Regions from separate parts of the Mus musculus genome. Here regions 1, 3, 4 and 5 are each linked to region 2. Evidence: chromatin loops called from intact Hi-C (ENCODE). Cell type or tissue: heart. All regions are shown on one strand. Links, peaks and the distances in the headings refer to the core of each region. The heading gives the core; the rest is flanking DNA.

What was found. Peaks named below come from ENCODE experiments on the same cell type or tissue, not always from the same donor. Only the 100,000 strongest peaks of a DNase experiment are listed, where the experiment ranks them.
Region 1: it touches region 2 in a loop (4-fold over the local background); 36 of 42 quality-filtered maps call a loop at or near these places.
Region 3: a loop joins it to region 2, with 2.4 times the contacts of the local background. A loop is called at or near these places in 9 of 42 quality-filtered maps.
Region 4: it touches region 2 in a loop (1.9-fold over the local background); 5 of 42 quality-filtered maps call a loop at or near these places.
Region 5: a loop joins it to region 2, with 2.2 times the contacts of the local background. A loop is called at or near these places in 9 of 42 quality-filtered maps.

Annotation. Positions count from the first base shown.
Region 1 is chr2:32,686,701-32,691,700 of GRCm38, reverse strand. It overlaps Fpgs (folylpolyglutamyl synthetase), which reads left to right. Exons shown (of 15, transcript NM_010236.2): 4 at 447-511; 5 at 3,667-3,781; 6 at 3,864-3,941; 7 at 4,038-4,099; 8 at 4,186-4,288; 9 at 4,479-4,556; 10 at 4,816-4,963. It overlaps Mir8093 (microRNA 8093), which reads left to right and starts at 3,935; the gene lies at 3,935-4,071. In heart, for the core only: a CTCF peak has its summit at 2,083 (motif pointing left); DNase peaks (open chromatin) are centred at 460, 2,110, 3,950 and 4,770; H3K27ac peaks cover 355 bases.
Region 2 is chr2:32,628,719-32,634,667 of GRCm38, reverse strand. It overlaps Ak1 (adenylate kinase 1), which reads right to left. Exons shown (of 7, transcript NM_001198791.1): 3 at 4,784-4,819; 4 at 4,270-4,433; 5 at 3,476-3,592; 6 at 1,183-1,374; 7 at 1-1,027. The coding sequence ends at 959. Among named protein-coding and RNA genes, the nearest start is that of Ak1, 6.3 kb to the right of the region's middle. In heart, for the core only: a CTCF peak has its summit at 2,760 (motif pointing left); DNase peaks (open chromatin) are centred at 727, 2,667, 3,417, 5,207 and 1 weaker place; H3K4me3 peaks cover 764 bases; H3K27ac peaks cover 4,060 bases.
Region 3 is chr2:32,754,050-32,759,998 of GRCm38, reverse strand. It overlaps Sh2d3c (SH2 domain containing 3C), which reads right to left. Exons shown (of 12, transcript NM_013781.3): 12 at 4,992-5,603. The coding sequence ends at 5,428. Tor2a (torsin family 2, member A) reads right to left here and starts at 2,765. Exons shown (of 5, transcript NM_152800.3): 1 at 2,549-2,765; 2 at 1,063-1,328; 3 at 297-472. The coding sequence starts at 2,699. It also overlaps a transcript of Ttc16 not described here. In heart, for the core only: CTCF peaks have their summits at 2,244 (motif pointing left) and 2,864 (motif pointing right); DNase peaks (open chromatin) are centred at 1,248, 2,368 and 2,778; H3K4me3 peaks cover 1,295 bases; H3K27ac peaks cover 1,050 bases; H3K27me3 peaks cover 113 bases.
Region 4 is chr2:32,840,426-32,845,425 of GRCm38, reverse strand. The region is part of intron 1 of Stxbp1 (syntaxin binding protein 1); the gene reads left to right. Among named protein-coding and RNA genes, the nearest start is that of Gm13524, 3.0 kb to the left of the region's middle. In heart, for the core only: a CTCF peak has its summit at 2,654 (motif pointing right); a DNase peak (open chromatin) is centred at 4,155; H3K27ac peaks cover 269 bases.
Region 5 is chr2:32,747,915-32,753,863 of GRCm38, reverse strand. Sh2d3c (SH2 domain containing 3C) reads right to left here. Exons shown (of 12, transcript NM_013781.3): 7 at 4,179-4,711; 8 at 2,797-2,912; 9 at 2,179-2,350; 10 at 1,139-1,250; 11 at 669-875. Among named protein-coding and RNA genes, the nearest start is that of Tor2a, 6.3 kb to the left of the region's middle. In heart, for the core only: a CTCF peak has its summit at 3,439; a DNase peak (open chromatin) is centred at 2,353; H3K4me3 peaks cover 1,445 bases; H3K27ac peaks cover 1,174 bases.

The DNA.
Region 1 (5,000 bases), core at 1-5,000, 57 kb before region 2:
TCCTGGAACTCACTCTGTAGACCAGGCTGGCCTCGAACTCAGAAATCCGCCTGCCTCTGCCTCCCCAGTAGTGGGATTAAAGGCGTGCGCCGCCACCACCACGCCCGGCACCTCATGCTGGAGCTTATGGAGGCTCCCATAAGCTGGATCGCTGAGGTTTCCCCCTCTCGGATGGCCAGCTTTTGCCAAGCTGACATCAGACTGTCATGTCGGGCATGTAGGAAAGAGAGTTTACTTGGCTGTGAGTTCTGGGAGATGTGGTCCCCCATGGCAGGTGATCACATGATCACATTGCATCCTCAGTCAGGAAGGGATTGATGTGTGCTTGTGTGCCTCGGTCAACCCTGTCGAGAAACTCCTCCCCAGGCCTGCCCGGCACGTCTCCCTGGTGATTCTGGGCGACAACCAGCAGTACCCATCATTTCATCCTACCCAATGCTTTCCAGGGCTCCACCTGTGCCTTCACCGAACGGATCCTGCGGAATTACGGCCTGAAGACCGGCTTCTTTAGGTACTGGGCTCTGTGTGAGTGGGTGTGGGTGTCTGTGTCTCAGCTCTAGAAGGCTATGGTGCTAGAGCCAAGGTCAGCCTCTCTGCCTCTCCCCCGGTATTTGTTGATTCAGCAAACATTAAATCCACAGTGCCAGTGTTAGCCCACTAATAGCAGCCATCAGTTTCCATAAGGAATAAATTGGAGGGAGAGAGGCGACCTGTGTCTCAAGGTGTGGCCTAAGTACCTGGCTGGAAGAACCAGGTGACCTTTTATTAATTTAAGTTCCAAATGTAATTTTTGCCCGTTAAATTTTTAAATTATTCTTCTTGCTTTATGTGTGTGTGTATTTTGCTGCATGTATGTGCTAGTATTGGAATTACACAGGGTTCTGAGCCACGTGTGTGTTAGGAATGAAACCCAGGTCTTCTGCAAGAGCATTCAGTGCTCTTCATTGCTGAGCCATCGATCCAGTCCCTGTTTGAGGCAGGTGTCACTCTAGCCCAGGCTGACCTGGAACTCACTTTGTCCCTCAGGCAGGCCTACAACCTGGGCTCTTCCTACCTCAGTCTCCTGCTGGAGTTGCGGGTGTGAGCCACCGCACTGCACAACTTGGTTTTGTCTGCTTTTTTAATGTTTGTTTTGTTTGGGGGGTGGGGTGTCTCTCTATGAAGCTCTGACTGGCCTGGGATTCTATAGATTAGTCTGGCGAAGAATTCACAGTCTAACCTGTCTCTGCTTCTTGATTGCTGAGATTAAAGTTGTGCACCACTTTACCCACCTTTGAGTATGATTTATGTGTGCATGGGCACACAAGCATATGTTTATCTCAGTGTGTGTTTTTCTGTCTTTCCTTCCTTCCTTCTTCCTTTCCCCCTCTCCCTTACCCTCTACCCTCCCTCTCTCCCACTCTCCCTTCCCTCCCCTCCCCCTTTCCCCCTCTTCCTCTCCCCCTCCTCCTCTCCTTCTCCCCTCCCCCTCTCCCCTCGCCCTCTCCCCCCGCCCTCTCCCCCTTCTCCTTCCCCTCCCCTCCCTCTCCTCCTCTCTGCCTCCCCTCTCCCTCCCCTCTTCCTCCTCCTATCCCCATCCCCTCTCCCTCCTCTCTTCCTCCTCCTATCCCCCTCCCCTCCTCCTCCTCCTATCCCCTTCCCCTCCTTCTCCCTCCCCCCTTCCCCTCCCCCTCTCCTCTCTGTCTTCTTCCGAGATTGGGTCTCTCACTGAACCTGGAGTTCCTAGATTCAGCTGGATAACTATGCATTAGCAACCCCAGGGATGCTCCTGTGTCTGCTCCCCAGAAGTGGGGTAATCAATTCACAGCCGCTGGCTGGTTTCTTTTTGCAGCGGTTGGGGTGGGTGAGGATGGAGTGTGAGAATACTGGGGATCTGAACGCAGGCCCTCATATTTGTGTGGCAAGCACTTTACTGACTAAACCATCTCCCAGGCTCTCCAGATCCAGTTTTTAAGCATAGAGATATTTGTTGGCTAAGATGTCTCTGCAGTAAGGAACACAAACCTGACTCATAAAGGTGCAGAGCCAGTTTGGCTATGGCCCCCATGTCAGAGTCTCCACAGGGAGGCAGTAGAGCTCTGCCAGGGATAGCTGTGGTTTCTTCTGGAGCAGCGCCCCCTTGTGGTGACTCACAGACATCAGAAGCCCACAAGATGTGGAGCTGGCTTACTGATGCGAGCCTCTCCTCCCCTGTCACCTTAAACAGAGGACGTTTCAGAGGAGTGCATATGAGTATACTCCTGGGGATTTGTCCCTTGAGGGAGAAGCGTATCCGACATTAGCTTTGTCAGTTCTGTCAGGCCACCTCCATAAGCACCTGAAGCCAGTTGGCTGGGGCCAATTCAGATCAACTGACATGTCAGTTTCCTGGAACTGGTGATTGTTCAAAATAAAGACATGGAAGCTGGGCAGGGCGGTGGTGGCGTACACCTTTCATCCCACCACTCAGTAGGTGAGACAGGCTGTGAGTTCAAGCCTGGTCTACAGAGCGAGTTTCAGGACAGCCAGGGCTACACAGAGAAACCTTAAAAAATGAAACAAGGGCTGCCGAGATGGCTCAGTGGTTAAGAGTGCCAACTGCTCTTCCAAAGGTCCAGAGTTCAAATCTTAGCAACCACATGGTGGCTCACAACCATCCGTAATGAGATCTGATGCCCTCCTCTGGAGTGTCTGAAGACAGCTACAGTGTACTTACATATAATAAATAAATAAATCTAAAAAAAAAAAAACAAAAGAAAAGAAAGGGAGATGACTTGGTGTGAGAGGGTCTTTGAGGACTTAAAATGCAGACATGTCTTAGGAGGCTTGTGTGATTGTGGCCACCGCATCGATAGGACACAGTATATGTGTCATTGACCAAAGAATAATACTTTTGAAGCTTGAAAACATGTAATGACTTTTTCATTACCTTGGGTGTCTTAGTGCGTGTGCATTGCTGTAGCCCACGAGAGAGGTCAGGAGACAAGCTTTAGTGCGTGTGTGTTTGCCCGTGTGCATTGCTGTAGCCCACGTGAGAGGTCAGGAGACAAGCTTTAGTGCGTGTGTGTTTGCCCGTGTGCATTGCTGTAGCCCACGTGAGAGGTCAGGAGACAACCTTTAGGAGAAGTTTCTCCCGTGAGTTCTTAGGATGACCGTAGATCATCAACGTTGGCAGCATGTGCCATGTCGCTGGTCCCTGATAATAAAGCTCTAACCACTGACCTTGGCCTACGCGGCCAGCCAGCCAGCCTACAGATGTGGATGCGGCAGGGGAATGACTCCAGACAGTTCCTTCCTCTGGATTTATTGCTTTGAGACTGAAAGGCGGACGGCTGTTAATAGGCATGTGTTAGCAGAGTTACTAATCCTTTGGGGCCCAGAGACTCTGTTAGATCATCGTGGGGACAGGGCTATCTCCCTCCTTTCTGAGGTGGGGGTCTTAGTTGAGAGTGGTATCGTAGGATGAACCCACCGACAGACAGACGGTAGGCCTGGCTAGGGACTGGAGGGGCCGCCAAGCTGCTGGGGCAGGGCTCAGCCTCCACAGGCTCTGGAGGCCCTAGGCAGGAGCTCAAGAGTCTTGAGGACGTACGTCATGGAGCCTCGGGAACAGGGCAGACACAGTCTGATTAGGGCAAGGAAGGCCTGGGAAGTGGGGAGTCCCGATGACCCCAGGTCTCTCCACAGCTCTCCTCACATGGTGCAGGTGCGGGAGCGGATTCGAATCAACGGGAAACCAATCAGCCCCGAGCTCTTCACCAAGCACTTCTGGTGCCTCTATAACCAGCTGGAGGAGTTCAAGGTACTGTGGCTGGGGACTGGGGAGGGCCCATCCCCGTGTGGGGTACGGGGCTCTGGCCCTGACTGGCTCCTTCTGTGTGCAGGACGACAGCCATGTCTCCATGCCCTCTTACTTCCGCTTCCTCACACTCATGGCCTTCCATGTCTTCCTCCAAGAGAAGGTGAGTGTCTTTCCTAGCCCTGTGTCTGAGTCCTTGGGGAGCAGAGCATGAGTGGAGGGGTTCCCTGCTCCCTGTGTGCTTTCTGCTCTCCTACAGGTGGACCTGGCAGTGGTGGAGGTGGGCATTGGCGGGGCTTTTGACTGCACCAACATCATCAGGTAAGGTAGCCGCCGTGGCTGTGGAGTCACCCGGAGCCTGCGCAACGGCTCGGCACTGGGGAGCAGGACTTTCTTGTCTTTTTCAGAAAGCCAGTGGTGTGTGGAGTCTCCTCTCTTGGCATTGACCACACCAGTCTACTAGGAGATACAGTGGAGAAAATAGCATGGCAGAAAGGGGGCATCTTTAAGGTAACATAGCGGGCCAAGGCAGGAGAGGTTCATGGGAGCCCAGGGTCTGTCCTTTTACCGCTTACTGAAGAATGACTGTGGCAAGTCATTACCAGGTCCTAGCCAGCTGCACAGCCTGGCTTCTCCTCCTTCTCCCTCTGTGGCCTCAGTTGAAATCAGCCCCTGTCCCTTTTTTCTGGTGTGCCTGCAGCCTGGTGTCCCTGCCTTCACTGTGGTGCAGCCAGAAGGTCCCCTGGCTGTGCTGAGGGATCGAGCCCAGCAGATTGGAGTGAGTGACTGGCTGGCTTGGTGGGGTGGAGGGGTGTGCTGACTAGAAGAACACAGTCTCCTGTTGGGCTTTGGGTTCCTCATGTGCAAAGGGGATAGCGGGGGTAGCTGTTGTGGCTCCAGGACGCATCTGGTTCTGGAAGCAGGTCTTGGTAGGCCCTGGTGGTTTTGGTGGTTGGTGATGGGCCCTGGTGGTCAGAGGCTTTCTAACATAGTGGTGGTGGCAGGTCAGCTGACCAGCTCTCCCCCTCCCCCCACAGTGCCCGTTGTACCTGTGTCCGCCATTGGAAGCCCTGGAGGAGGTTGGACTGCCATTGAGCCTGGGTCTGGAGGGAGCACACCAGCGGTCTAATGCTGCCTTGGCCTTGCAGCTGGCCCACTGTTGGCTGGAGCGGCAGGACCACCAAGGTAGGTGGGCCAGTGTGGGCGTGCAGGTGGGCAGCTC
Region 2 (5,949 bases), core at 420-5,419:
ATAAGGGTTGGGACATAGCGTGACAGGACAAGCTTTAAAACCAGCCAAAGGATGGCAAGGCCTGGCAGGTCTATACCAAGGGAGCCTTCTTCAGGAAGGCCACCCCTGACCCCAGCTTCCCACCTAGCTGTATGCCCATTGCACAGCTCCTTGGCACCCAGTGACCACGTGGCCCCAGCTGGTGAGCCCATGGCCCTTTGCCCTTTGCCCATGCCAGACCCCAGTCAGGCACAGAAAACCTGCCCAGCCCGGGATGCAGCTCACTCTGTAGCGTGCTGGCCTCGTATACAGGGCCATGGGCTTGATTCCCAGTGCCCCCAAAACCAGGAGTGGTGGAGGTCCACACACACACCTGTAATCTCAGCACACAGGAAGACAAGTGGAGGCAGAAGGATTAAGGTTGCCCTTAGTTACATAACAGGGTTGAGGCCAGCTTAAGTCACACGAGATGCTGTCTTAAAAAAAAAAAAAAAGAAAGAAACAGAGAAAGAAAAAAAAGAAAAAGAAAGAAAGAAAAAAAGAAAACTCACTCCAGAGAGACAATGGCTTAGGGCCAAAGCCACACAACGAGGCTATGAGAAACAGGGTGAACACCAGACCCCCCAGAGCAGCCTGCCAACCCAGGGACCCCTAGGCTTTGACACAGCCTGGCTAAGGAAGGGCCTAGGATCCCAGCAGAGCCAGAGGGAGACAAGACAGCTGGGCTGAGGCACAGGGAAGAATGGGCCGGCCACGCTGGGGCCTCCGGCTGTGGCAGCATGAATCACCATAACTGGAAGCAAAGGAAAGGAGCAATCCTAACCCTCCTTGGCAATTTCTTTAGTGTCCATGGGACAGGATAACATGGCTTCCTGTGTCTGTGCACAGCCCGGCAGGGTGGAGGTGCTGGGCTTGAGCCAGGCTGCCTGGGGTCAGGGAGCAAGGGTGGGGCGGGCTGGGAGCTGGCCAAGGGATCCAGTTACTTCAGGGAGTCAAGATAGGTGCAGACCTCAGAGAAGACAGTGTCCACCGTGCCTTCGGCATTGACCTGTGGGGAGAGGGATGATGAGGGCAGAGACGCACGCCATGGCAGGATCCACACAGCCCCAACTCAGTAAACTGAGGGAGAAACTGAGGCAGAGGGAGAGGGATGGCCTAAGATCCCACCGTGAGCTGCAGCTAGAAAAGAGAGGCGCTCCCCACCTTGCGCACAATGCCACGCTTGTCATAGAAGGAGATGACAGGTTCTGTGGCATTGTAATAAGTCTCCAGCCGCTTCTTGATGGTCTCCTCGTTGTCATCCACGCGGCCACTGGTCTCCCCTCGCTTCAGGAGTCGTTGGGTCATGGTCTCGGCGCCTGCGTCCACATACAGCAGCAGTGTGGGCTGTCCAATCTGCGTAGGGTGGAAATCGGATCATTGGGACTCCATCATCCCTGCCTCCATCTCCCAAGCCCTACCTACATGAGACCCACCCAGAACGCGCCTTCCTAGAGTAACTCCTCTGTCACTCAGGTCAAACCTCTTCCACGGGCTCCTAGAATTTTCAAGAGGAAGCCCAAAATCCTTACCAGATCTAGAGCACCTATGTGTTGTGCCCTTGTCCTCCCCCCCCCCCCAGCTGCTCTCCTGATCCCCACCCTCAACCCTCCTTCCTTCCTTCCACCATATTGATCTATGCTTGTATCTGTCTCCATCCCACGCCAGGCCAGCACAGGTCCCATTACCCTTTCTCACAACTGAGACTGTGGGAGTCTCAGCTAGACCCTCACTCCTTCCAGATGGTCTTCGCAGATGTGACCTCCACTATTCCTGGTCCCTTAGTCTCCCCTTGACAGCCTCTAGGTATTTACTTAGCGACCTCCTCTTCCCTCAGCCAGGATGGGAGCTAAGGGCTGAATAAGACTTGATTGAAAGGAATCAGAGGGACAAGGTGAGGACTTTAAGGACATCTAAATGACTGTCACTGTCATAAGCCACTCGTCACAAAGATGGCTTGAAGAGGTATAAAGGATTAGGGCCTGAGTGTTCCAGACCTCGGTTTGGCCACCAGGGCCCTACACACTGGCCCTGCCCAGGCTGGGCCTTGCATTGAAGCAGGCAACGGCTTCCTTCCCCTTTTCTGGCTACACGACCCCTCAGAGTAGGGGTCATCGATAGATCCCTAAGCCTGGCCTAGTCTAGGCTGGGCTTGTGAGGGCAGGCAGGAGGATTCTGGGTCTTCCTAGCCTTGGGCCTGGGCCAGGAGGTCTAACAGCTTTGGGACCTCTGTTCTTTAGTCCACAGCTGAGTCAGCCCCAGCCTCTACGCAGCTAACATCACATAAGCTTGTCACTCACAGCTCCTCTCCTGCCTCTGTCCAACCGTGTAACCTAGGGCAAGCTACTGGGCCCTCTGAGTCTGGTGTCTGTCTCCTGGGTGGTTGCAGATTCAGTGTGACAGTATCTGCTGACCGTAGACGGTTTACCAGTTTAGAGTGGCAAAGGCCAGACCAAGGCTGCTGCCATCTGTCCATCGGCCATCAGCTGCCAAGGTCCTCTGAGTCCCCAGGGCCAAACACAACAGACTCTGGATCCACACTTTGGGTGGAGGTAGTGAGGCTTGTCTCTGAGCAACGCACCCCTGGCTGGAGCTCAGTTTCTCAGTATGGAAATAGGCATCTAACTAGAGGAGTGGGCCCTGAAGACTGCCCACCCCAAGGAAGCTCTGGGGATTTGTGTCAGCAGTAGGACAAGTCACTTCCAGGCCAGCCCCTTCTCTGTCAGTGCAGTTCTGGCTCCCCCTAGTGCCAACATCTGAGAACTTCAACTACTCGGACTCCCAGAGGCTGCCTCCAAGCCCTGACTGTAGGGAGGTGGGGAAACTCCCTAATACAGGACAGGAGGCACTTTGGTTTGCTGGATGTGGCCCTGAGGGTGGCAAATGACTTCATGCAGCTGAGGAAAACCAAGATGTGCCTCAGAGTTGCGCCTAAAGGAAGCTAGACCAACTCCCATTTCAATGATTGGCATGCTGAGACTCAGAGCAAGACAAACATTTTCTTGAGGTCTTTCATTCACTTAGAGGTTGTGACATGCCATCTCTCCTATTCTGACTGAGCTGCGCAGAGGTGGGCAGGAGTGAGGCTGGAGGTACTCTGCCCCAGCCCACCAGGGTGCCAGTCAGCCCTTCACCCTCCCCTCCTCAACACCTACTACCCCTTTCTCCTCAGCACCTGTGTAGTGTGAGCTTCATCCAGGTGCACACACATGTGCACATGTGCATGTGTGCATCCTACATTGCCTATTGCTTGTATAGGTATGGATCATGTGCGCAAATGTCTGCCTGTGTACATGTGGGGTGACAAGCCCCACAGGATAAAGTCTCTCAAATCCTCCTCCTCCCGCCTTTCTTTGGGGTGGTTATGGTAGGTCCTGTGCGGCCTTCCCACCTGCACACTGTAGACTCCGCCTCCATCACCCCTCCCTCTAGGCCGATGACCAGTCAAGGGTCTTACCTTCTGTTCAAATTCTTCTCCCTGTTTCACCTCCCTCGGGTAGCCGTCGATCAGGAAGCCATTGGAAGAATCCACTTTGGCTAACATAGCATCTCGGAGCATGTCCAGCACCGTGTCCTGTTGTCCAGCACAGGGGACCCTTGAGCCTTCTCTCCCCGGGGGCCCCTCGGGAGCACGACCTGTGTTAGCCCACCCAAGCTTGCCCTCTTTCCGGGAGCGTGTGAAGTCCCAGCAAGCCCCTCTCTCCAGGCTTGGGCTTCAGCAAACCCCTTTCCAGCCCGGAAATGTCCTGGGCCTGGACACAAAGCTTCTACAGGCCTTTGCTGTCCCTATCCTCACCAGGGCAGGGGACAGGGAGGGGACAGACTGAGGTACAATGAGCTGGTGACTCTAAGCATGGCATAAAATGAAGGGGTAAAGTAAGGTAAAGAAGGGGACAAACGGGTCAGCAGAATGGCTCAAAGGTGGCATTTGCCTTTAAGCCTTGTAACCAGAGTTCCACTGCCAGGATGCACACCAATCCCTTCACATTGCCCTCTGACGGCCATGTTGATCCCACAGAACATGCATACCCCTCCCAACAAATAAATAAATCAAGTAACTGAAGGGGCCACTCCAGTATTAATCTAGGGGGTCTGAGATCAAGGCTGGGGAGTTAGGGCCAGCCATAAAGGAGTGTGGTAGAGACAGAAAGTCCAGGACACTAGGGGGTGGAGAATGGCTGACCCCTGGGGCTCAGGCTCAGACCCTCCACCAATTCCCCCCCCCCCCCCCCCGCAGGCCCGCTCATTCACCAGTGGCACTAGCTCTCCCTTCTCCATGATAGCCGACAGCTTCTTGCCCCTCTCCGATCCAGAGCTGACTTCTGCCCGAAGCAGGTCCCCAGTAGACAGGTGGGTGTAGCCATATTTCTGTACAATCTTCTCGCACTGGGTGCCCTTTCCTGAGCCAGGTCCGCCTGTAAGCACCCATGCATTCAGAAACTTCACCCCACCCTGCAAAACAACACAGCCCCAGGCAGACACCACCACGGTCCTCAATGAGAGAAGAAACCTCGCAAGCAAGCCTTTCATCCCTGCACTTGGGAGGCAGAGCTCTGTGAGTTTGAGGCCAGCCTGGTCTACACAGTGAGTTTCAGGACAGCCAGAACTATGTAGAAAGACCCTGTCTCAAAACACACACACATACACACACACACACACACACAAACAAACAACACAACAAAACAAAACCCTCCAAATCCTGCAGTGCCTGCTCAGACCCTCAGACCCTGCTTACCCTCCGCCTGCCCGCCTGCCTACAACTCACCCACCACAAAGATGATCTTGGCCTTCTTCAGCTTCTCTGTGGGAAGAATGAACGGGAAGCACGAATCAGTCACTGGCTAGACAAGCAGGCAGAGCCCACGTGTGACCCAGACTTGGGCTGAGTGAGCTGGGACAGACAGTGGGTGTTCTGGACAGGCCCAGACAAAGCCCAGAGGCTAAGAACTCAGCCAAGGATTCAGAGGTTAAGGGACAGAGATGGGCGCCTTGAGTGGGGGAGGGCCAGACGAGAGACCCCAGGTGTCAGTCACCTCCAGTCTTTCTGCCTCCCTCTTCTTGGGGTTCACTAGACACACAGCAGCCCATGATCCTATCCTGTTCCCGCTGTCACCTCCCCTCTCTCTGGCTTTGGCCCTGCCATGGCTGCTCTGACCCAGCAGTACTGTGGCAACCACAACGTGTTGCCATAGAGATGGTTGCCAGGGAGGAGGGCTGCTGTGGGCAAATGGAACTCTTACTCAGACAGGGAGTTAAGCAAACTTCCCAAACTGCCTCCTTAGGACCCACAGCCCTGGTGGCCTGCTGTGGAGAAGCTATGTGGCAGACCTAGCTAGGGGGAGTGAGGCCCTGGGCCCCATACCTGAGGCTATGAAAAAGGGAGAGGGAAACCAAGGCCTAGGGAGGGAGGGAGGGGCTTAGCCAAGGGAACATCTGAGCCCAAACTATTATCCCGGGCTTTCTCCTGAGCTCCCTCCCATTAGGGTGCTGGGCGGGGACCCCATTGGGATGCAGCCTTTCCAGGAGGAGGTGGGCTTGAAGGCCCTGAGGGTCTAAGGCCCTGAGGCACTGCCAGGGCTGAGTGTGCCTAAGGCTGAGTGTGGCAGCTAAGGGGTAGATCCTTGACCACCAAGTTGAGGCGGTAGCAGTGGTAGCAGCGTCTGTCTTTAAAGAGCCACTCAGGCAGAGGCCCAGTGCCAGGGCATGGCGCTGCCAGAAGCCAGGGCCCACCCATTCCAGGCACTCTGCCCACATCCTAGAGCATAGAAGCCAGGAAGACAAGACTTTAGGGTCCACCCCACTAGCTGACAGAGACACTGAGTCCCAGCAAGGGCCAGACATGAGCCTGCCCACTGCTCCAATCAACCCTCCACCCCCACCCCATCCCACACTGCTCGGCAGTTAGCTGGAATTGCTGTCCGGTATAGCCCC
Region 3 (5,949 bases), core at 422-5,421, 130 kb before region 2:
CATCAGAGATAAAGTGAGGAGTCAGAGCCAGGCGTGGTGGCACACGCCTTTAATCCCAGCACCCGGGAGGCAGAGGCAGGCGAATTTCAGCCTGGTCTACAAAGTTGAGTTCCAGGACAGCCAGGGCTATACAGAGAAACCCTGTCTGGAAAAAAAAAAAAAAAAAAAGTGAGGAGTCAAGAGAGCATGCATGCGCTCCTGGGAGAGCACCCTGCTGGGAGCACAGGCCCACGCTGGACAGCTAGACCTCTAACAAGTGCCCCTCCACCCCCACTTGCTTGCAATAGAGGCCAGACCTGATAAAGATGAAGATGGCTTTGCGATAGTTGGTCCCATACACAACCCAAGAAGGGCCCAGGAAGGGCTGCAGGACTTCCATCAGGCCAGGAGGCAGCTTGTCCATCTCATCGAAGAGGAAAAGGGATCGGCCACAGGCAGTGAGGTTCCCCTGAACCCAGCTCTTGAGCTCCTTCTATGAGGGTAGAGACAGGAATTCCAAAGGAGTCCAAGACACTCCACTCCCCGCAACCCGGAACTTCTTCCCAAGCCAAGAAAAATTTCCGAAGAGACACAATCTATATCCAGATGGCACCAACCCCTTGAGACAGATGGTAAAAGGGTAGTTCAGAGAGGTGCAGAGACTTGTCCAAAGTCACACAGCCAGTCAACAGGAGAACAGGGGTACAAATATGTACTCAATTGTCTGTTCATGAGAGCTAAGTGACTTCTGACAGGGGAGGTCAGACCTGCCCCCCAGTGTTGACAGCTAAGACAGATCAGGAACAACAGATATCAGAGCTGACAGTCACCAGGGAATGCTTGCCAAAGCACCATATGGGGCTAAGAGCTTAAGAGAGGATGCTAACACAGACACAGGTACCCTGTGTAATATCTGCCCGGGGTAATCCCCAAGGCTCATGATGTCTCGGACTCACAGGCAACAAGACTGCCACCACCCCTGTTCCTAACAGGTTCTGAAGGCTGAGCCTCCAACTGGCTGTGTGTTTTGGAGCCCTCTCTGGATTAGGATGGAGAAAAGGGACCAGGACACATCTGGCCTACCTTGTACTGCTCAGTGCGGCTGGGATGTGGGAAATGGATGATAGGGGAGAAGTGATGGACGTGAGGGCTGCGAAGGCCATCCCGGAAGAGATGCTGTGCCAGCAGGGAGCTAACGTAGGACTTCCCGGTGCCTGTCCAGCCGTGCAGGGAAAGGACCAACGGCTTGCTGGGGGCTGGGTCCTGTACAAAGGCCTTCAGTGACTTCACCACCAGGGCCTTGGCCAAATGCTGGCCAGCCAGGTGTTGAGCCAGGTCACATTCCAGACCTAGGGCCACAGAAGGAACGCATATCAAAGCAGATGACAGGCTGTTGACTCATGTCTGTCAGCTCAGCCCCTGGGAGGCAGAGGCAGCAGTAATCCTCCCAATCAAAGGCCAGCCTGGGTTTATGGTGAATTCCAACACACCTTTAATCCAGGCAATTGGGAGGCACAGGCAGGGAGATCTCTTTTGAGTTCGAGGCCAGCCTGGTCTACATAGTAAATTCCAGGCCAGCCAAGCAGGGCTACACAGAGAAACCCTGTCTCAAAACAAACAAACAAACAAACAAACAAACAGCACTGGCTGCTCTTGCAGAGAACTTAAGTTCGATTCCTACCACTCACATGGTAGCTCTCAACTATCTGTAAGTCCATCCCAGAGGAGCCAACACCGTCTTCAAACTTCCATGGGCACATGGATGTAACCATACTTGCAGGCAAAGCATAAATATTAAAAAAAAAAGGGGGAGGCTGGAAAGATGGAAAGAGCACTGACTGCCAAAGGTCCTGAGTTCAATTCCCAGCAACCACATGTGGCTCACAACCATCTGTAATGGGATCTGATGCCCTCTTCTAGTGTGTGTCTGAAGGCAGTCGCAGTGTACTCATATAAATAAAAAAATAAATAAATCTTTAAAAAAACAAAAAACAAAAAGAGCCAGAATATGGTGGTGCAAACCCTTAATCTCTTAGCACTCTGGAGGCAGAGCTAAGTGGATCTCTGGGAGTTTGAGACCAGCCTGGTCCACATAGTGAGGTCCAGAACAGTCAAATCAGTGTAGAAAGATTCTGTCGGGAAAACAAACAAACAAACAAACAAAAAGCATCAGAGGGTCGAAGGCATGTGTCTAAGACCTCTGGGATACTTGTGTCCAAACGAGGGACAGGATCAGTCACCTCGGCAAGGGCCAGTGCGGCACCGCCCCCTCGAGGCGGTTCTCCGGGTTGCACCAGCCCCGAGTAGACGACAGCTGTCTACAGGTTCAGGCGACGGCAGGTTTCTCCCCCGGTGTGACAAGTCCGCACAAGGGAGGCCTACCACAAGCCACTGGGCGCCCCTCTGTCAAAGGCTTCCCTCCACCGGGCCCCCTCCAAACCCTCTCCTCAGGTTTGCACCAGAGGCTCTCGGATCCCCACCTCCGCCGGCGGCCGGCGGGGCGGCAGATGTTTCGAGCCCCTGCGAACTGCCGGCTGCCCGCCCGTCCGCACCGGCTCCCACCCCTCACCCGGCAAGTCGGGCCAGAAGTCGCATTCGCAGAACGAGCCGAAGGTGCAGCGCAGAGAAGCCACGTCCCAGGCGGCGGCGGCAGCCAAGGCCAGCCCGAGCAGCCCGAGGATCGAGCCCCAGGGCCGGTAGCCGTGCCTCGCCACCGCCATCCGGTTGAGGCCCGATTTCGGTCAGAGGCCGCCCACCGCCAGAACCTGTGAACTACAGCTCCCGGTGTGCACCGCTCCGAGGCAGCCACGCCCATTGCCTACAACTCCCGGCTCCCCTTCCTTGGGGCTCTAAAACCCACAGGTTGTCTCGCAGCAGTACTGCAAATAGGCCTCCTGGGGGAGCCCGCGAACCACCCAGTCCCGCGTTGCCATGGTCACGGGTAACTAGCGGCCCGAAACCTTACCTCAGAAAGAATAAAAGATTAAGAGAGTGAAACAACATAATAACAAAAACTTGAGCCGGACTTTACACTTTCCTGAGAGCCTTTTCCAAGCTCTTTTTAAAAATGTGACGGAAGAGTGCTCACAACCGCCTTTTGAGAATGTCTCTGCCAGTGTCAGGCAGGCGCCTTACATGGGATGCAACAGTACCTACTCTATACCCAGGGATGGTCAGCTCAATGAGATGTGGTCACATAAAGTGTTTTTGGCTCAGAAAATAGAACCTTCAAGATGGTTTTGTGAGCTGGGCGTGGTGGTGCATGCCTTTAATCCCAGCACTTGGGAGGCAGAGGCAGGCAGATTTCTGAGTTCGAGGCCAGCCTGGTCTACAGAGTGAGTTCCAGGACAGCCAGGGCTACACAGAGAAACCCTGTCTCAAACCCCCCCCCCCAAAAAAAAGCTGGTTTTGTAGGCAAAGACACTTGCCAACCGGCCTAAAGACCGGAGTACAATCCCCAGAGCCTACCTGGTGGAAATCAAGAACCAATCCTGCAAATTGTCCTTGAACCTCTCTACACGTGCGTGAGTTCACACACACACTCACAAAATGGATAAATAAGTAAATCAAAAGGCAGTGATGCAGCTTCACAAGTCTAAGGAACTCCAAAAGTGTGCTTTTTACTTTTCTTCCTTTGTCTCTGTCTTTTCGGGACAGGGTTTCCCTGTGTAGCCCCAGCTGTCCTTGGACTAGCTCTGAGGCAGGCTGGCTTCAAACTCAGAGATCTGCCTGCCTCTGAGTGCTGGGATTAAAGGTGTGTACCACCACTGCCCGGCCCCTTCTTTTTTCTAAGCACACCTCTCTAACACTTTGGGTGTCACTCCCTAAAGCCCTCTCTGACTATCGCGAGGCTAGCCTCTTTGTCAACTAATCCAAATGACATGGCTTTTTTTCTTTCTCCATCCTCCTCCTCCAGGCAGCATCTGAGATTTAAAGCTTGCCTGCCCCAGGGTTTTTCTTTTAAACCCTAATAAAAGTTTCTCAGAGCTTAAAAAAATTTGCATATATATGTAAATGAGTATTGCTCTTTCTTACCAGCTACTACTACACGCTAAAGACTAATATAAATCCAAGGAGAGGGGGTCCCTTATTGTCTTGGTTCTATTGAATTTGGAACCCAAGACATTAAGCTTCTTATCCAAGTTTCCTAGTCACTGAGCCATTGAACTCAACCCACCTCCAGGTGTGGTCGAAGATCTAATATCAAGAGCTCAGAGCAAAGAACCCCTGTGTCTCTAATTCAGTAAGCAGATTCCTGAGGCCCAGGCCTAGCCTGTGATCACCACCAGCAAACTTGCTTGTTCTGCTATTATAGCTCAGAAAAAGTCACCTCACCCACCAGGTGTAAGGGGAATTGGGATTCTAGGTTTCATATTTAAAGATTTTTTTTGAAGGGGGGGGCGCTCACTAAACAGCTTGGACTGGCCTCAAAGATTTGCCTGCCTCTGAGTCCAAAGTGATGGAATTAAAGTGATGAGTCACTAGATCCAGTTTAAAGATTTTTTTTAATTTAAATTTTATTTTATTTGTATGGCTATTTTGCTCACACACCGCATGTGTGCCCGGTACCCAAGGAGGTCAGAAGAGGGCTTAAGACCCCTTAGCACTGGAGTTCTAGATTATGAGCCACCATGTGAGTGCTGGGATTGAGCCAGAGTCCTCTGAAAGATCACTCAGTGCTCTTGGCCACTAAGCCATCTCTTCTGGTCTCTAGATTTTTAAAAGCCCTTTTACCTCAAACTCTGGACTTCTTGTGGATGGGGTGAGGGCCGGGGGGGGGGGGAACTATGGTTTCTCCTGACAAGCCCTGGGCTCAGAGAAGACTGAGGCCCCTACTTACACTGCTCTGGACTGACCGTCTCCCCTGCTAATACCTGAGCTCATGGCGGTCAGGGAGGGGCTGCTGTAAACCTGGTTCCCCATATCATCTGGGAAGTCTTTGGCGCTAACCAGGTATTTCCTGGTGTTGTGGACCGTTCACCTGTGGAATTGCTTCTTTCTACCAAGGCCTCATGGGACAGAAGAAAGAGTCATTAAAGTTTATTATATGAAAGAGAGCATGGCTTCTGTACATACATTTACACCAGACTTATTTACAGTAAGATGGAGGCTGTGGCACCTCTAGGCATAGATGCCTGCAGGAAGGAAGAGGGGTGGGGAGCCTCCCATGGCTCAAAAACAGGGAACCTCAGCAAAAGGGGGGCCAGCGCAAGCCGGTGGGAGGAGCAGAGGTTCCTGTCCATTTGGAAGGGAGACTTGGCGCGTGTGTGATGGAAGAATGGAGCTCAGAGTCCATTCAGGACCCTGGAAGTGCAAGGGAGATCCTGGATTTGAACCCAGAACATTCTTGGGCTGATCACAGTGTCCCTGTGGTGCTCTGGAGGGAATGTCCTGAGCCCCTCTGCCGCCGATGCTGCCCGCAGCTGCAGAGAGGCGAGATCTCCGGGGTCACAGCTCGCTAGAGCGGATGGCAGGTTCCAGCTTGTGGGACAAGGCAGTGAGGACTTTGTCAAACTTCTCATAGCGCCAGGCCTGGCTGCTGTTGGCACCCTGGCTGCCCCAGAGGAGCCGCATCTGGAACTCTGTGCTGAATACTTCCAGGAGCTCCGGTCGGGCTTGGAACCCTGCGGGGTGGAAAGAGGTAATCAGGGCTTCACAAGCTTCAGGGCCTGCTCACAGGGATCCTCCCCAGCCCCGCAGGGACACAACACAATGTACGAAGAACAGCACCTTGCAGGTGGTACCTAGTCTTTCTTCATCTATTTGCAACATATGATTTTTAAAGGACTAGATGATAACTGGTGTTTGTGCATGTGGCGCTGGCACGGGAACACAGGGCTTTGTGCATCTAGGCAGACACTCTTTGCTCTGCTATCTCAGCCCTTAAGATGTAACACACACACACTCCGGTAAATCTGAGGTGAGATCTCAGAAGAGCTTTCTTGTATTTTTCTGTAAGTTGCATTTTTC
Region 4 (5,000 bases), core at 1-5,000, 210 kb before region 2:
CTTTATACCCCCCTTTTCAAGGGCTAGAGGTATGGGATCGAATGTTGTATTCCAGGTATTATATTTTGAATACTACATTTGAATGATAAAATACTTATTAAAGAATCTCCCCCAAGACAGTCTCTACAGTCCAAGCTGCTGGCCCAGAAGGCACTATGTAACTTAGACTGGCATTAAATTTATCTTAATCCTCCTGCCTCAGCGTCACAAATGCTGAAGATTATAGCTGTGAGCCACCAACTTCAGCTTATTTTTTGTTAATGCGAGACAAGGTCTCACTTTACAGCCCTGGCTAGCCTGGTACTTGCTACCCAGTGCAGGCTGGCTTTGAACTCATGGTAATCCTCCTGTCTCAGGCTACCAAAATGTTGGGGTTCCAGGCTTGCACCACCATACCCAGGTGGTGAGGTGCTTGCATCCTTTTGCCAAGACCCTTAGGTGTCACCATAACCTCTCGCCTTGCCTCTTTTAGAAGTAAGCATCAGAAAAAGTTATATATATATATATATCAGTATGCAATATGGCCAAAATTTCCTTTGAAACAAAGTGAAACTGTGGTGTGCAAAAATAAGCACAATTAAAAAAAATGATGAATGTGTGAACAGGCTTCTATTCCTGTGACAATTGAGTTAGGCGTGTGCTTTAGGAAAATGTATCGCTGAATACGATTTTAATGCTACCTTCTAGTTTTTGGTGGGGTTTCTGCTTTGGCTTTTTTCTCCAAAAAATAAAAGTGAGATGAAGATGCTTTTCCTTTTCACTGTCTTGAGAACTGAGTCTAATATAGCCCAGGTACGCCTAGAGCTGCCAGGGGCTCAGCATGAGTTAAAACTGATCCTCCAGCTTCTCCCTCTGGAGCCTCCCACCACTGTCTCCATTTTCAGCAGTGCTGGGATTGAACCTGGGGCCTCTAGTATGCTAGGTTAGCACTCTACCCACTGAGCTACAGCTGCAGCTAAAGCTTTTAAAAACCCACTATGCACCAGTTTAAATGTCACCTTCCTTTTGCTCTAAGTTAACATTCCATAGTCACCGTCTTAGTTGGGGTTATCGTAGCTGGAATGAAACACCATGGCCAAAATTAGCTTTGGGAGGAAAGGATTTTTCCACATCACAGTTCATCATTGAAGGAAGTCAGGACTGAGCAGGCACCTGAACTCAGGAGGGGATGCAGGCCTGCTCAGCCTGCTTTCTTACAGAGCCCAGGGGTGGTCTCACCCACAATGGGCTGGGCCCTCCCACTTCAGTCAGTGATTAAGAAAATGCCCTACAGGCTTGCCTACAGCCCCATTTTACAGAGGCCTTTTTGTAATTGAGGCACCCTCCTCTAAAGGCTCTAGCTGTGTGAAGTTGACATAAAACTAACCAGCACAGTCACTATCAGATTTTTTCAGAAGTAAAAAATGATCCTGTCCTTTGTTTGTTTTGGGGGGAAGCCCACATCACTTAGGATATGAATAAACACAAAATAAATGTAGTTTTGAGCCCCTTACCTTTCCCTGGAATCTGCCCCAATCTAATTTAGAGCCTTGCACATGTGCAGTACCAGCCCCAGAGCCCTTCTGGGCCCTTCTGAGTTGAGCTTCATTGGATAGCCCGTGGGCTGTAGGTGTAAGAAGAGGATATGGATTGATTTAGCTACTTATTCTATAGACATTTGTTTAGAGCTTGCTAGGAACTATGGGAGTTTCAAAGCTGAAAGCTAAGAAAACATGAATCTGCTGTGCCAAGCAAGCATGGTGGCATATGCCTTTTTCTCCAGGACTCCGGAGGCAGAGTTCCAGGCCAGCCTGGGATACTTAGTGAGACCCTGTCTTCAAACCAACCAGCCAACAAGCCCCTAGAAACCAAACCAACAGCAAAATGGGACTAGGTCGACTGTGTGGCCATCAGTCCTCCAGAGGTTTTCTGCTGCTTCCCCAGCATGCTGTAGAACACACTGTGACTTACTTGTGTGTTTTGGCCTTGCCCAACTGGTCTGTGTGTTTCTTCAGTGGGTCTTGTTCTTGGGCCTGTCCTCAGTGCATGATGTAGGCACTGACACACAGTTAATGTTGGACAGACAACTCAGGAGAACGAGAACAGGCTCAGTAACTAGAATTATGGGAGACCCCCATGCCAGCTGGGATAGTGGGTTCTTGTGCCCTGTGCCAACTTTTTACTGGGGATGAATGAAGGTCCTCAGGCCTGCCCAGCAAGAGCCTCAGGAGCTGAGTATCTTCCTGGATTTAAAGGTTTATTCACTTCAGGACCACAGCTTCATTTTAAGATTAAACCTATTTATTTGTTTGAGTTGGGAGTGTGCCACAGACCTGTGGAGGGAAGAAGGCTTTCAGGAGTCAGCCCCTCCTTTTACCTCGTAGGCCTCAAGGATCAAACTCAGTTCAAGGTCAGCTGCAAATACCTGTATCCACTGAGCCAGCTTGCTGCCCAGGACTATGGTTTTACATTTTTTTTTTTAAGATTAACTCTGTCTATCTATTTGATTTGCTCAAAACAAAGTGTCTTTGTATAGTTTTGGCTGTCTTGAAACTCGAACTCACAGAGATGCATCTGCCTCTGCCTCCTGAGTGCTGGGATTAAAGGTGTGCCTGCCACCACCGCCTGGCTAAGATTTATTTTTGTGTCTCTTGATTGTAGGTGCCGATAGAATCCTGAAGGGGGCGCCAGATCCAGGGGAGCTGGAGTTACAGGTGGTTGTGAGCCACTGGATGTGTATACTAGGAGTCAAATGCAGGCTCTCTGGAAGATCCTGTCTAAACAGACAGACAGACAGGCAGGCAGACAAACAAAAACAGATTTCAGATTTTCTCATGCTGTTCCCTATAGATAGTCTCTTCCTACCCTCAGCTCCTGGCAACCACCAACCTTTTTCCATTCCCTGGAGTTTTGCATCTTCCAGAATATCATGCCAATGGAATAGAGCATGCTCTTTTTCTTTTGTTTGTTTGGTTTTTTTTTTTTTTTTTTTGAGGCAGGATCTCACTATGTAGCATTGGCTGGCTTGGAACTCACTATATAGAACAGGCTGGCCTTGAACACACAGAGATCCACCTGTCTCTGTCTCCCAAGTACTGGGATCAAAGGTGAGCACTACTTCGCCCAGCTCTTAAAATGGGATTTCTGGGGCTGGAGAGATGGCCCAGTGGGGACAGTCCCTGCTATGCAAGCATGAGGACCTGAGTTCTGATCCCCAGCTCCAGGTAAAAGTGCCAGGTATAGTCATGTGCATCTGTAACCCTAGCTAGGGCGTGGGTGGAGAGACAGATGGACCCTGAAATACACTGGCCAAGCAGTAACGCAAATCTGAGCGGTAGGCACAGAGAGAAACTGCATAAGCTAAGGTAGGTACTGATAGCAAGAGACACATTATGCCAGCTTCTGACCTACATACAAACACACGTATCACATACACACGTAAACACACACACACACATACAAAGTATATACATTTTTTAAAACTTGATTTCTGGGCTGGAGAGATGGCTCAGCGGTTAAGAGCACCGACTGATCTTCTGAAGGTCCTGAGTTCAAATCACAGCAACCACTTGGTGGCTCACAACCATCTGTAACAAGATCTGACTCCCTCTTCTGGAGTATCTGAAGACAGCTACAGTGTACTTACACATAATAAATAAATAAATAAATCTTAAAAAAAAAAACAAAAAAAACTTGATTTCTTTCATCCAGAGCAGTTGCAGTAGATGCTGGCTATCTGAGCACCAGAGGCAGGAGGATTGCAGCAAGCTCTAGACTACCATAATCTGCATGAAAAGTTCGAGGCTGCTCAAGACCATGTAGTGAGACCCTATCTCAACTCCCCTATCCTCTTTTACATAGCATTTTACTTTGTGTGTGTGTGTGTGTGTGTGTGTGTGTGTGTGTGTGCAAGCACGTGTGTGTATGTGCACACACATACCATTGCACACATGTAGAAGTTCTGCATTGGTTCTCACCTTCTACCATGTGGGGCCTGGAACTGAACTTAGGATCACCAGTCCTAGTGGCAAGCACCTTTCCCACTGAGCCACCTCCGTGGCTCCTTTACTTGCTGCGGAGCCCACAGAGCAGCTGCACCGCCTCACCTTCCCTCTGGATGTCTGAGGGCTCCGGTTCTACACTTCCTCGCCCAGGCTCTCTAACCCCTCCTCTGCCCCTCCCTTCCCTCCTTCCTTCCTCTGACAGGATCTTTGTATTGGTTCCAGGCTAAACTCAATTCTTAGGCTCAAGTATGCCTTCTACCTCATCTCCTTCCCTTCCTTTGAATGTTTGTTTTGTTTTTTTCCCCCAGACAGGGTTTCTCTGTGTGCCCTGGCTGTCCTGGAATTCACTCTGTAGATCAGGCTGGCCTCGAACTCACAGAGGCATGAACTACTATGCCCATTTTGTTTTGTTTTGTTTTTGGTGTTTATTTCTAGATATAGTTCTGTTTTGAACTGGTTGTCACCTTATAATAATGTGATTTACAATTTAAGTTGGGGCAAGTTTCCCTAAGTAGTGGTTTAGGGACCAAGTAGCATCCCCGTGTCTTCATCAGTTGTGAGAGGACTTGCATCTTCCCTGTATCCAACAAGGGCTTATTGTGTTGGCTGTACATTGAATGTTTTTTTTTTTTAATTAATTAATTTATTTTTTGGCACACAGCACCTCTGAGGCAAACAGGTGCTTGGCAACTGAAGAGCTCAACAGCAGCAAGAGGCTATGGGAAGCTGACTTCCTTGGTCCAACAGAAGAAACTGGATCTAGGCTAGAAAGATAGCTCAGCAATTAAGAGCACGCAGTGCGCTGAGCCCCAGTTCAATCTCCAGCATCCACATCAGAGCTTTCTTTAGTGAATTGATCAGGCCAACTTTTATAGTTACCTCTGGCAGTCCAGCAGTCCTAAATCGTGCGCTCTGGTCCCAAGCTTGCCCTAGGATAACTGTCTCAGGAATGCCAGCTTTCAGGTTGATCAGAGGGACACAGCAGCTCTTCCTAAGGGTGCTTGGCTAGGGATTAAG
Region 5 (5,949 bases), core at 522-5,521, 120 kb before region 2:
CTGGTCTTGAAGTCAGAGAGACCTGCTTGGCCTTGAACCCGGTACACAGCTGGGGATGATAGTGAACCCTGGTACTCTTTGCCTCTCAGAGTGCCAGGACTGTGAGGCTCATGCTCCCAGTTTATGCCATGCACACAGTCCTGGGGATGAAGTCTAGGGCTTGGCACACTAGCCAAGCACCCTACTAAGCCACATCCCCAGTCCCCCAGATTGTGTGTGTGTGTGTGTGTGTGTGTGTGTGTGGTTTAAATAATGCCCAAAGCAGTAAAAGAGTCATCGTTTGAAGCCACTTCCTCTACTCCTTTCCCAGAATTCTATGTTCCCCAGTAGAGGCTCCCTGAAGACCAGGCAGGTCTTTCTTCATGCTGGACCTTGGCTGGGCACCTTGTAACCAGCTACGGAAAGACAGCTGCTTACTTCCATGAGAACAGTGAGGTGCAGGCGATTGAAACACATGGCAAAGGTGTTCAGTGTCTCTCAGCCCACCTCACCTGATACCCTCGCTAACAACTGCCTATGAGTGACAAGACAGATGGAATAAAGGAGCCAGGAGTCAAGACAGAGGAGTAGAAGATGTCAGTGGATGCTTGCGGACCGAGAGGCATAGGTAGAGACAGATGGAGGGGAGCCAGGGACAGCAGGATCCTGGGGACATGACAGCTACTCACCTTGCAGCTTGACCTCAGCGTTGGTGTGGTAGAGGCCCCCGTGGTGGGCCACAGTGCGGGCGGCCTCCAGGTGGGCTAGCACAACCTCCACACCGTGTTCTGTGCTGCCCCAAGGTTCAGGACCCTCGGCGGGGGCAGAGTCACATTCCAGCAGAGTAATGAAAGGAAGTACGTGTGGAAACGTGGTGTTGCTCAGCGGTGGGCCTTCTGTGGAGAGGGGCGGCAGGCTCTTAGACCTGAAGACCCTTCCACCCACTACAACCCCAGAGATGTCTGGGGCCTCAGGAGGACCACCGAGGTCACCCTAAACAGTCCCTTCTTTCCCTGGTAACCCTATCCTGTCCATGACAGAGCATACCTGGCTACCCCATGGGACAGTCACGCTATTATCCTCGCCACCTCAGAAGTCTTTGGGAACCCATAGGCCGACACCTCTGTAAATGTCACATTGAGATGCAGACATCACCTACCTTTGCCCTCGTTCAGGCTCTTGAGGAAAGGCTTGAGCTTCTTCTCGTACAGAATGGCACCCTCCGTGTGTCGCTGTCGCAGGGTCATCCATGTCTGCTCCAGCCTTGAAATCTGGGAAGAGCAGACTATAAGAGACTGGCTAGAGACGGCGCCTCCAGGAGCAGCTGGCCACAGGTCACCCTGCTGAAGGCTGTGGGGTTAGGGTACACTGTCCCTGAGTACCACACAATGACAGCTGAGTATGGCTGTCAGTCAGAAAATGGAAACAGCGTCAACTGTTAACTGAAGCTGTTGCAACACATTTTACAAATCTTGAATCTCAGCTCTGGACTGTGTGACCTCACCCGTTACCGCTCTGCCTCTGGTGGCCACTCTGTGACACAGGACCATCCAGCAGCCTCCCCCCCCTCCCCTCCCCCGTGAAGAGTCAGTGCTGGTACCTAGCATACAGCAAGTCCATCAACTGATGGTCATTCTATGTCGTCTTTGTTTTGAGGCGCGGTGTTAAGTCTTGAATTTCTAATTCCCTTGCCTCCCCTTCCCGAGGTCAATGTAAAGAACCATGTTCTATATTTTAAAAGATTTACTTATTTTATGTGTGTGTGCCTTAGTATATGTACATGTGCATGCTAGGGCATGTGGAGACTAGAAGGGGGAGTCGGTGTTATAGGCAGTTGTGAACTGCTTGGTATGGGGGGCTGGGAATGAACCCTGCATCATTTGGCATGAATCGGACGCTCTCTTAAAGGCTGAGCCGTCTCAAGGGCATTCCCGTCCCACCAAAAGCACTATATATTCTTTAAATTCAGGGTTTCTGGTTCCTCTTACAAGCGGGTCAACTGAGGCCCAGGGCAGGAATCAGAGCGCAACACCTGGGAGACCTCTGCTTCCTGGTCTGGTCCTTCCCAGAGGAAGCCTAGAGACTCCGGGAGCTCTTGTATTTTCCATGCAAATGTCTTCCCCCAGGGAACGCCCCCCCCCCCCCCCCCCCGGGCCTTATGCAGACAGCCTAGTGGTTGTCCAGAGGTGCCCACAGTACCTGGGCCATCTCCAGGGCGCCCATGACAGCGGCGAAGCTGAACATGTTGCCCATCGTCCCCCGCAGCTCGGCCGCCAGCTGTATGGTCTTGTGCAGCAGAGCTGCCCGCTCCTCCGCCGAGCCTGTGCAGCCCAGGATATCCACTGCCAGCATGATGGACATGGTGTGGAACCTGTGAGAGAGGTTGGATCATAGGGGGCGTGACATACGGCGGCGGGGCCAACAGGGACGCTGTTAAGTATGACAGAAAACAGAGTAGGTCACAGCGACTAAGGGGCGCAGCCAAAGTAACAGGCAGAGAGAAGGGAGCCTGGTTGGACAATATAAGTTAGGAGCAAAATCTGGATGGCAGGAGGAGAAACTTGTAATTGATCAGCAAAATCCAAAGGGCAGAGTTTTAGAAAGAACACTGTGGACAGGAATGGTGGGCGGGGCCAAGGTTGATGGACGTGGGGAAGCGAGAGGCTAAAGCGGTCGATAAAACAGCAGTCTTTGGGAAATCAGACTGGCTTTGAGCCGAGGACCACGAAGCTGCGATTGGCTAGTGGGATAGGAAGAGTGGTCAGAAACCCTGGGACAGCCCGTAAGGTAGCCGTGGGCTGGTGCAGTGCACCTTACCTTTCCAGCAGGTCTAGTCGTAGCTGCCGGCCATGGGGGAGGGTGAGCAGCTCCATGCCCCAGCGGACTCCCATTAGGGTCTGCATCTCCTTGGTAACGCCCAGTATCCTAGCAACCTGCAAAGACGCCCAAAGGGCTGATTAATTTCCTGTCAGGGTTAGTCCAACCCATCTGGGAGTCAGAGCTTCATCTAAGAGGGTCGCCTGGCAGAGGGGTCCAGAGGGTGGGGTGGGTGGTTGAATCCCAGCTCCTCTGCAAACACGGAGCAAGTGATTTCCCCCTTTCTGAGTGAGCCTCAGTTTCCCCATCTGTAAAATGGGGAGTAGAAAGAAGCCCATAGGTGTGTGCCATGTTAAATACTTAAAATCAAGAGCCAAGATCCCATTATCCCCGATTGCCAACCCAAGGCCCAGGAAGGGAATGAACTTTCTTGTCCAAGTTTGTACACTTGAGCCTGCACCTCAGTTTCTCCCTCTTCTCCCGCAGCTGCATCCCCACATGATTCTTTTCACTTCCTGATTTCTCAGACCAGCGTATATACCAAACTACATAGCGAGAAACTGGGGTATGGAAAGAGCTGTGGTTCGTACGGAGTCAAAGCCTCACACTGGCATCTGGACAGTTTTTGGGTCAAGGAACATTTTGCTTGTTGTCCACTAGGGGGTTAGGGGGCAAGGGGGCAGGCAGATTCCCCGCCCCCCCCCAACCAGATGTTCACTTTCTGCAGACTAGAACCAAGAAGTTCTTTAAGTTACTCCCAAAACATCAGCCCTCCTTCCACATCTGCAGCTGTAGAAATGTCTTGGTTTTTACTTTTCCAAAGAAGAAAATCGGGCTGGTGAGATGGCTCAGTGGTTAAGAGCACTGGCTGCTCTTCCAAAAAGACTGGGGTTCGATTCTCAGCACTTATATGATGGCTCACAATGCCTATAACTCCAGTACTGACACACATACTGGCAAAACACCAATGCACATTAAAAACTGAAATGAAAAGGAGAAGGGGGGCGGAGGAGAAGGCGGTGACTGCAAGTGGGGGGGGGCATAATCCTTTAATCCCAGCAACTGGGAGGCAGAGGCAGGCAGATCTCTGTGAGTTCAAGGCCAGCCTTGTCTACATAGTTCCAGCCCTGCCAAGGCTACATAGTGAGACCCTAATAAAACAAAGCAAAACAATCTAAACTAAGAAAATGGAGACTGACATGCCAGATGACAATCCATAGTCCCAGAACCAAGAAAGACACCCGGGATGTCAAAACCCAAGCTACTGGCTTCACTGTACTTAGGGGATTTGGGAATCAGTCCCTCACCATCTTGCTTGACTCCTGACCCCAAAGCCAGATGATAAAGGTATTGTCCCCTCTGTGAGCATTCCTAATACTTACCAGGCAGTCAACCTTGGTGACATGCCGGGCCAGTGTCCGGGCATCCACCTCAGACAGCAGCTCCTTGACCTTGCGCAGAAGGGCCACCTCCAGAGGCCGGTTCTCCTTGGGGATCAGCTGGGACTGGAAGGTAGCCAGGTTGAAAGAGGAGGTGGCTTCTACTACAGGGACTGTGAAGGTCTTGCCCCACTCCCCGTCAGAGACTCCATTTTCTAACAGTTCCTTTTGCCTCTCTCCGGAGCCCCTAGCCTTCCGGGGAGTCTCTCCTGCGGCCTGCTCTCGGCTGCCACGGACCGGAGGCTGGAGCTGACAGTAGTGACCAGAGTCCGGGTCACTGTAGCTGCTGAGTGATGGTGATGGCGAGGCCTTGCAGAGGGTGTGGGATGGGCTTGCGTGAGGGGCCCTGTCTGACTCCCCAGGAGGCTTTGGAGTATTTCCAGGACATAGCTGAGGTTCGCTGGAGCGGCGGGCAACTGGGGAGGCAGGCTGTGCTGAAGTAGAGGGGGTGGCAGAAGGAGCATGGACTCGGGTTACTACAGAGAGGAGAAAGAGAAAACTAGTTATCTCCTCTACCCTTAAAAATGGGACCTCCCGCCGGGCGTGGTGGTCCCACGCCTTTAATCCCAGAACTTGGGAGGCAGAGGCAGGCGGATCTCTGAGTTCGAGGCCAGCCTGATCTACAGAGTGAGTTCCAGGACAGCCAAGGCTACACAGAGAAACCCTGTCTCAAAAAAAAAAAAAAAAAAAAAAAAAAAAAAAGGGGCCTCCGAGGCTGGAGGGATACATCAGTAGTGAAGAACACTGGCTGTTCTTCCTGAGGTCCTGAGTTCGATTCCCAGCGAGCACATCGTGGCTCACAACCATCTCTAATGAGATCTGGTGCCCTCTTCTCTCCTGAAGGCAGACATGCAGACAGGATACTGTATACATAATAAACAAATCTTTTTTTTTTTTAATGGGGCCTCCCTTCCCTGTTCTCTCAAAGAATAGTCTGCATCCTGTGTATAGAGTAATGTCCCACATCCCAAAATGTAGAGGGAGGTACTCTATGGTCCTCAGCACTTCCCTGTATCAGTGGAGCCGCTGCCCCAAGAGACTAGAACATCAGAAGCCACATAGGCGGTCCAGGGAAGCTAAGCTCTGCTGAAGTATGATGCCTGGTGAAGCTGTCACCAAGTGAACTCAGGGAAGTTGTCACTTGGCCTTTGTGTCCCCCCATACCCCACACACAAATAAGTAAAGGGATGTAAAAGAACTCAGAAGCAAAACAGCAAAGCCAGTGGGGTGGTGCACACCTGCAGCCCTAGCGCTCAGGGATGACCAGGTCTCTGTAGATTTGAGCTAGCCTGATCTATATAACAAGTTCCAGGCAGCCAGAGCTACTTAGTGAGACCTTGTCTCAAAAACAAACAAACAATACCCCAAGTGTCCCATTCTATGGCAGTAAGGACTTTTATGGTCCTCAGTCTTGAGCTGAGAAAGTGGAGGCTCAGGGCTTAGAGACTTGCCGAGGTCACTCAACCTGGTAGGGCTAGGATAGAAGCCGTTATCTCCTAGGTGATTACTGGAAATTGTCCCATTAAAAACCAAAAAAAAAAACCAACAACAACAAAAAAAAAAAAAACAAAAACAAACCCATAAGCTGGGTGTGGTGGTAGGCATGTTTAATTCCAGTCCTTAGGAGATAGAGGCAGGCAGAGCTCTGAGTCTGGTCTACATAGTGAGCTCCAGGCCAGCCAAGGCTACATACTGAGTCTCCGTCTAAAATAAT